Regions from separate parts of the Homo sapiens genome. Here regions 2 and 3 are each linked to region 1. A link is a contact called in ENCODE Hi-C or POLR2A ChIA-PET data. All regions are on one chromosome and are shown on one strand. Each heading gives the region's core, a stretch centred on a gene start or an enhancer-like site at or near the end of the contact. The rest is flanking DNA. Distances are from core to core; before and after follow the strand shown.

What was found. A loop is a pair of places that touch in the nucleus more often than their neighbours do. ChIA-PET counts read pairs that join two places held with the same protein, here RNA polymerase II (POLR2A). Pooled maps may share reads with other maps.
Region 2: a map of prostate gland shows a loop between it and region 1 (2.5-fold over the local background). The contact joins two enhancer-like sites. A Hi-C loop is called at or near these places in 10 of 168 maps with a recorded cell type or tissue (GM12878, K562, PC-3 and 7 more), 14 of 37 single-sample maps with no recorded cell type and 15 of 50 pooled maps. POLR2A ChIA-PET finds 5 or more read pairs at or near these places in 3 of 52 experiments (A673, K562 and MCF 10A).
Region 3: a map of B cell shows a loop between it and region 1 (3-fold over the local background). The contact joins two enhancer-like sites. A Hi-C loop is called at or near these places in 4 of 168 maps with a recorded cell type or tissue (B cell, K562, MCF 10A and 1 more) and 1 of 50 pooled maps.

What each region holds. Positions count from the first base shown.
Region 1 is chrX:11,380,258-11,383,013 of GRCh38, forward strand. All of the region lies in intron 1 of ARHGAP6 (Rho GTPase activating protein 6), which reads right to left. Among named protein-coding and RNA genes, the nearest start is that of MIR548AX, 63 kb to the left of the region's middle. Within about 2 kb of position 1,419, at least 3 of the 41 ENCODE cell types and tissues checked have a DNase peak (open chromatin) inside an H3K27ac peak, as active enhancers do; they include prostate gland, where a contact is called at or near this core.
Region 2 is chrX:11,422,265-11,424,964 of GRCh38, forward strand. The region is part of intron 1 of ARHGAP6 (Rho GTPase activating protein 6); the gene reads right to left. LOC124905246 (a long non-coding RNA gene) reads left to right here. Exons shown (of 2, transcript XR_007068392.1): 1 at 1-2,700. Among named protein-coding and RNA genes, the nearest start is that of MIR548AX, 100 kb to the left of the region's middle. Within about 2 kb of position 1,252, at least 4 of the 41 ENCODE cell types and tissues checked have a DNase peak (open chromatin) inside an H3K27ac peak, as active enhancers do; they include prostate gland, where a contact is called at or near this core.
Region 3 is chrX:11,340,121-11,342,820 of GRCh38, forward strand. All of the region lies in intron 1 of ARHGAP6 (Rho GTPase activating protein 6), which reads right to left. Among named protein-coding and RNA genes, the nearest start is that of MIR548AX, 23 kb to the left of the region's middle. Within about 2 kb of position 1,436, at least 16 of the 41 ENCODE cell types and tissues checked have a DNase peak (open chromatin) inside an H3K27ac peak, as active enhancers do.

The sequences.
Region 1 (2,756 bases), core at 169-2,668:
ACTAAGTCTCCGAGACTTCCCTTCTTAAGTAGAGAAAATAAGAGAAAAAGAACCTTCCTAGATTTTCAGCTGGGTGTGGTTCCTGGATTTGTAATTGCACTGATTTCCCCATGAGTCACATTTGTTCCTAGTGTACGCCAGACTTTCCCCTTTTAGATGCTTGAGGAGATACTTCTATGCGACAACGGAACACTGAAAGTGGTGAGGAAACCATACGATTGTGTCTAGCTCAATAGACACAGAATGATCTGTTGTTTTAGAGCAGAGCTTCTCTCCCTTGAGTGTGCAAGAAGAACTTGGGGGCTTGTAGAAACACACGTTCCTGAGCTCCAACCATGGAGTTTCTGGTTCACTGGGTCTGGGACAGGGCTCGTGATTCTGCATTTCTAACAAGCTCCCACGTGTTGCAGATGCTGCTGTTCCGTGGAATACATTTTGAGTAGCACTGGTTAGGAGTACAGTTTCTCAGCTTTGGCACTACTGACATCTGGACCAAGTAATTCTCTGTTGTGGGGGCTGCACTGTGCATTACAGGATGTTGAGGAGCATCCTTGGCCTCTACCGACTAGTAGCACCTCTCCAGGTATGACAACCAAAAATGTTTCCAGACATTGCCAAGTGTCCTCTGGGAGTCAAATCACCCCCATTGAGAACTACTGGCTTAAAGGATGGGTTCTGAATAAAAGAGACATGAGCTGAAATCTGCCCTAACCATTTGACTACGCATGTGGTTCAGGGGAGCAGTGTCCACATGGCTAAAGCTTCGGTATGAGTATGCCTCCCTCACAGAGTTGTTGTAGGGACAGGTTAAGTGAGGATGTATTTAATCAAGTGGCATGGGGCCTGGCCCCAAAGCAGCAGTCCATAGCGGTTCCTGAGTATTGTATCAAAAAATCTTTCTATGAGGCAATATCATCCAAACTCTGTTTGGAAGGTAAGCAGAGTTACCTACCTAGAAGGGTAAGTTTCCGTCTACTTAGTTCAAGTGTGTGCGTTATATTTAGAATTCTAGAGTCTTTTCTCAGTTCAGAGGCAATAACAATAAAATAAACCCAATATCTATCTCTATGATCATGAAGCTTAAAATCTAGTTCCATGGCTAATACACCGAGCATATTTTTATGATCCTGAAATAATCTTTATTTGAAACATAGATGTGTTTTTCAAGTGGTTTCTGAAGCAAAATGCTTTGTCAGTTTGTCAAATCCCTTTCATCCCAACGACCATAGAAGATATAAACCAGTTGTTGTCCAAAGAACAAAAGTAACCAAGGGGGCTGAGATAAAAATCTCAGGCAACACTGGTGAAAAGGGTAAAGCTGTATTTACATATCTCGTACCCTATCAATACACTCCCATAAGGAGCACTAGTGTTAGTTTTTCCTTTTGCCACCAGGGGGAGAACCAAACTTTCTCACAGAGTCACACATATTTGTCAGACGTGCGTTACAGAGGCTGGCAGACCAGGGTTGAACAAAGCTTTTAGTTACTTCCTACCAGAATAAAAATATCTGCTGGCATGAATTCACGAGAGAAGGCAGTACGAACCACTTTTGTATACAAGGTCTTTTAAGCTTTTTTATTCCAAACACTGCAGCAACAACTATTTTTGATCCTGGGAGTCAAGAGACGACAAAGTTAACTATCTCTGGGTCTTCTTACTTTCTTTACATTTAAGATGAGGCATTAGGAATAAGACAAGTAACATTAATGTTACATAAGACATAAATGTACATTTGGCTCCCTTTAGCTTCCTCAAGCCTAGTATTAAAGGATGATGACAATGGTGATGATGACAGTGGTGGTGATTGTAATGTTGTTGGTTGTGGTAGTGATGGCAGTAATGATGACAAAGATGATAATGGTGATGGAAATTTTAGCTAAACATAATGAACACCTACCACCATAGGATAGATCCTGGGCTAAGCAACTTATATTAGTAGCTAATTAAACTCTAGGAGGAAAACATGGAGCTTTCTTCATTTACTTATTAAAATTTTAAAGTTAGAGGAAGTTTGGGCATCCTGATCACTCCCAGAAACCTTTGAACCCCCCACCACAGGAAAAGATAAATAAGTAAATAGATAGATATAAAGGTTATTGGTAATTGTTATATTAATAATAATTAAATAAAGAGTGTTTTTATGCTCAGATACAATTCCACAGAGCTGTATTTGTGAAGGCTGGCTCTTCATGTGATAAACTATTGGCCTATTTTCATTGTTGTCCCAATAAAATAAGGCAAGAATACACATAGTATATGGATCCTGCCATGTACTCAGAATTTTTTCTTATTACAATCCACTCTTTATAATTTTGTCTATCGTTGCAACTTTTTTACAATGAGTGCATGTTACATATAAAATAATAATGCAGCTTCGTCATCTTAGAATAAACAAAAGGTGTAGATCCCCCAAAATTACCCAGAATAAATATCACCTGCATGTCTGAGTCTGAAACATGGGCACTTGTGTTGATTAAACTGTCTCCTAAATCACTACAGATTCACTGAGTTTTTGCCCAAACAAATCAAAGTACCAAGGAAACCAAAAAACAACAACAAAATTACAAATGAAAATTCATCTGTAATGAAAGTCAGAAACAACGAGGTCAAAGCAGCTTATACGGACATCAAATTTCACTTGGCTTTGTCTGTTAGAAATTTACCTCAATGGAGAAGTGGATGTGGCATCTCTAGTCACATTTTTAGTGATGATAATTATTATTTGGTGGATGAATACACAAACTCCACATTAT
Region 2 (2,700 bases), core at 2-2,501, 42 kb after region 1:
AAAAGCCTATCACACAGAGGACATTCCAGGCAGAAGGGACAGCAAGTACAAAGGCTTGGGGCAGAAAAGAACTGGTCGCATTTGAGGAACAGAAAGGGCACAGATGTGGCCAGGCAATGATAAGCTTGTGGAGTGGGGTGTGGTATGAGGCAGAGAAGACCATGTAAGGAGCACTTGGAAGGTCAAGGTCATGGATGAAGCTATTATTCTAAGTGGAATGGAAACCAACCAAAGAGCTTAAGCACTGAAATGTCACTATTTCATTACCTTTTAAAAAGATTGCACTGGCCATAGGGACAGCCAACCACTCACTGAGATGGGAAAGTCTGAGAATGAAACAGGTGACAGGGAAGTGAGGAATCAAGAACCCAATGAAGACTTTGTATGACTGGACAATAATTTCACAACCAAGTTGAGAGTCATGTGTGTGTGGTCCAGGGTTATCACAATGTGGGAACAGGAAAAGTAAATAATAAAAGTTCATCACCAGAAAGGACTAGGCAAAGGGTGGTAATTGTTTTCAAATGATTGGCAGAGATGTCTGCTATGCAACATCCAACAGGAATCTGATTTTTTATCAATTAGTAGTGGTACTTAATGAGTGGTTTGAAGGAGGGGAGATGTAGCTTCCTAAGATGATGGGGCTTCCACACCAAAGAGGCCTCATCCAGGAAAATTTCTGCATGCAGCAGAAAAGTAAGCATGCCAGGTTGGGGGTGGGAGTAGAAAAGGTATCTACAATTAGTAGAGGTGTCAATTAAGAGGATTCAATAATCTCTCACATATTTGTAAGTTGAAAAAATTTTGCTTTTATGAGGAGACAAATGACAACCAGAGTAATATAAAAATGGTTTTATAAAAGTAAGTTCTGGGCCATGCCACAGGTCAGTATAAGTTCTGCTGAGTTTCCTAAGATGTCTACACTGTTAGCACCGATGGATGATAACTGATTCATATCAGCATAGGCCTGCAACGGCGCCCAGTTCTGGGCATCTTCAGAATTACCAGAGAGTATCCTGTATTCAATACCACTCAATTATTAAGCAAACTTAATGACTTCAAAGTCTTTGAAAATTGAATGTTCATAGAGAACAAACGTGGAAACTTTCATAGTTTCCATTCTATGTGAAAACAGGTTCTCTGTCAGGGTAAGCAGCTTGGCACTTCTGGTGAGTTCCTTAGGAAGGGGTTAACTGGAGCAAGGGCAGAGTCAGCATCTGATTACAAGGCTGTGGTCAAAAGCACAGATGGTGCAGTGACCACACCAAACAGGAAGTGACATCAGCAGCAGAGGAGCTCAGACTAGACCAGTACAAGGAAGGAGAATGAGCAGCTTAGGACCTCAAAAACTAGGTCTCAACTACTAGATTCATGAAGTCATTCAACACATTTCTACTGAGCACCTACTGTGCTTCCAGCACTCTGCTAGGTGTCCAGGTGACAGCAGGGACAAGACACACATAGTACTACTCCCAGCAAGTTTTCAACCTGCCAGCGAGAGAGAAATGAATGATGTCAGTCCAGGGATTCCTGATGGTGACTGTATAATGGACACTGATTTGCTTTTCTCTGCCCCACTTGAGGGTAAAGACAGGTTGGGGCACCAGGAGAGAAGAGCTTGAGCCTCCTAAGGTCCCCAGTAAGTCACAAGGCCAAGCTTTTAATCCAGATTTTTTTTAGTGTCTTTCAGAAAGACATAAAGATATTGCATTGAACTTAATGGATACTTAAATTTTTAGTTTTTGTCTACACTAGTCAAATTTAAAAGCTATTTGGCCATGCAATTTGACAATACAGATAGTCACATTAAGTCACTGAAGGTCCAACATTTGGTTGTTGGTTTATTACTGTGGCAAAGTGGATCGCAGAGGGATGATTAGGTTCGACTATCCTCATTGTCTAAATGACTCAGAAGAGCACTGCAGGATCAGGGCACCTGGATAAAGCTCTCAGTTCTGTCAGCAGCGACACATGTGCTGCCTTGAATTCTACTGTTCTGAGCTTAGATTTCTTCAATCAGGAAACAGAAAACCTGCATAAGGCAGCAATTGGATTTCAGACTGAAATTGACCTAGACTGTGTTCAAATATTTTGCAATCTGTATAAGACAGTAACAAGGAGGGAAATATCATTATGACTATTTGCTTATTATATAAACTTCAAGAGCTTCTCTAGAAATGCTGCCAGAAAATCATTGATTCATTCATGTCATCCTCATCCTTCATACTCTATCACCTCTTTATCCCATCCAAACTAAGTCTGACAGGTTCTATGTTCTAAGCATCTCTCCAATATGCCAACTGCTCTCAACCTCCTACCCAGCTGCCACCCTAGCATCAGTCATCTTCTCGAATCTCTCCCAGGCCCAAATACCAGGATGCACTCTAGCTCCTCCTCATCCTCACTCCATACTGGGATCATTTCAAAATGTAAATCTGATTCAGTCACCAAAAGGCATCAAGGACAACACCCAGCTGGAAGGACGGAGTCACCATAATCTGAACGTGGGAAAACTGTAGGAGGAAATTTTTTGAGGAGAACATTAGCTGCTAACACACATTATTTTCTGTGTGTGATGATAAAGCAAGAAGACAGTTGTATTATACTTTGAAAATGTCTGTTTATGTAAATGGAGGATGTTCTTGTCTAGTTAATTGCATTTTGCTCTCTGTGACCATTATGACCATTTAAAAAGATGAG
Region 3 (2,700 bases), core at 186-2,685, 40 kb before region 1:
CAGATTTTCTACACAGAGCTCAAAACATCAATCAAACCATCCCCATTAGAGCCCCATCCTAATTCAATGGCTTCTCACTGCAATGCAATGAAGTACATACACCTTAGTGAAGCTCTGCCTATCTATCTACAGCACCTCATGGCATTGCTCCCTTCACTCACTAGACTCCCAACTCTCTTTTGTACATACTGTTCCCTCCGCCTGGAATGATTACCCCATGTGTCCCCACCCACACCTCACACAGCTGGCTTCTTCTCCTCCTCCAGTCCTCAGATTACATGCTGCCTTCTCAGAGTAACCTTCTTAACAGTGTCTAAAATAGATTTCGGCCGGGTGCAGTGGCTCGCGCCTGTAATCCCAGCAGTTTGGGAGGCCGAGGCGGGTGGATCATGAGGTCAGGAGATGGAGACCATCCTGGCTAACACGGTGAAACCCCGTCTCTACTAAAAATATAAAAAATTAGCCGGGCGTAGTGGCGGGCGCCTGTAGTCCCAGCTACTCGGGAGGCTGAGGCAGGAGAATGGCGTGAACCCGGGAAGCGGAGCTTGCAGTGAGCCGAGATCGCGCCACTGCACTCCAGCCTGGGAGAAAGAGTGAGACTCCGTCTAAAAAAAAAAAAAGATTTCGCCTTCAGATATCTGTTGTCACAGAAATATTTCTGTTCTTTACACAGCATTTGCCACAATTTGGAATTACTGATTTACTACTGTTCATTATCTTGTTTCCAGATAGAAACTTCTATGTCAGTCTTGTTCACCATTTCATCCCTAGCACCTAAAATGGAGCTCAGCATAGATTATCAATAAACGGTTGTTGCATGAATGGACAGAGTGGAGAAAAACGGTCAGATTAATACAGTTCCAACAGATCAATGGTTGCCAGAGCCTGAGGGTGAAAAGAGGGGTTGACTACGAAAAGGCAGAAGGAAGAGATTTGGTGGTGGGGGTGGGGGTGGGGGGTGGTATATATAGAATTCTTCTGTATCACAATTGTGATGTTGGCTACACAACTTTATGTATTTGTCAAAACTGATAGAACCATACCCTCCAGAAGGTCAATTTTACTCTATGTAAATTAAAAAATAAATTAATAAAATTATGATTCCAAAACCCATGTCAACCCAGAACAAATCTAAGATTCCAAGATTCACAGGTTTAGAGTTTTTTTGTTGTTGTTGTTCTGGTGGTGGAGGGTTCAGTTAACTTCCTGTGTTCATGGTCAAAGTACTGACTCAAAACATACTTCCCTATTTTTCATTTATCAGTTTAAAGAAAGGAAACCGGAAACAAAATAAAGATGTGAAAGATAAATAATACAAGAAAAAGCACAGTAGTAAAATAATATTTAAACTAATCATGTGATAAAATGTCAGCATTTATTCATGACATTTGGCTCTGTTTGTATTGGATCACCCCAGCAGGGCAGTGGCTGTGGGTTGATTTCATAATAGTGCCTCCCACATGTACGCCCACGCCTGACCTCTGCTTTGTGCAGTTGATAATGACTAAACTTCACATATTATGCTGACAAAATCTACTCCTTCCCTGGAGGGCTGTTACACACAGGGAATTGGAGTTTCACAGCTGAACAATGTTTCTTTCTCAAATTCTGGGATGATCCACTTCCATTAGAACAAAGTTATACGGGCTGATAAATTGCTGTCTTTTGCCAAAGTGTTACTCATCATCGTATATTCACCCAACAGATGCCACTGAGAAACCCCATCCTATCAGGGGGAAAGAAGGATGCAGAGATATGAATAGACTGTTTAGACACAAGTTGCATTCCCTAAAGTAAGCACATGACATACGAATTTCACCTTATGACATTTCCCCCACCCCCACCCCCACTGACTTTCATCCATTAGAACGTGTTGATGGATATACCATTTCAAAATGAAATATTTGGATATCTGACTCTGATTTGGGGAAAGGGGAAATGGTGAGCTAATTTCCTCTTTTATCAAGCTGAATCACTAAGTTCGCTCTGTTGCCATGCACGCATAAGTAATGCCATAGCAACCTCTCAGTTTGCTCTTAAACACACAACAGCAGAAGTATGCGAATAGGTACATTTTTTAATCCTTAGATTTTCTTAGCAGCTTAAGTTTTATAAGACATTTTATGGCACCGGATTATTTAGTTCACCTTTGGTAGTCTTATTGCTGACTGACACATATATCATCAATACCAGCACAACAGAAAGGCTTAGTTCTTGGAAAATTTTCCAATAACTTTCCTTTATTCTCAATCTCTAGCTCACAATTAAAAATTTGCACATTGGACGCTATAGTCTGGATCCTCTTCAGGATTTTCTTTATAAAGATCCTAACTTTAAATGGGACTGAAATATATAATTTGAAATTCATGAAATATAGAAATACATGGACCTCTCATATAGCTATTTAAGTAAATTCAATGAAAGTGTCATTATCACTTGGTATGTACTAGGAATTATGTCAGGTTCTAGAAAGAAAGAAAATCTTTACTATCAAGGGATTCAGATGAACTCCTGTAGAAAATAAGGGATGGGTACTCTTGAATTCTGCCACTTTGAGGTTTAGATTTTTATGCCTACAAAATATATGGTAACACCTAACTTTATACTAGTTTAAGAAAAGTCCATCTAAATTGAGAAAATGTGGATTTTTAAATAGTTTTATTACCTCATGCATTTCTTCACAAATGTGTACACTTCTTT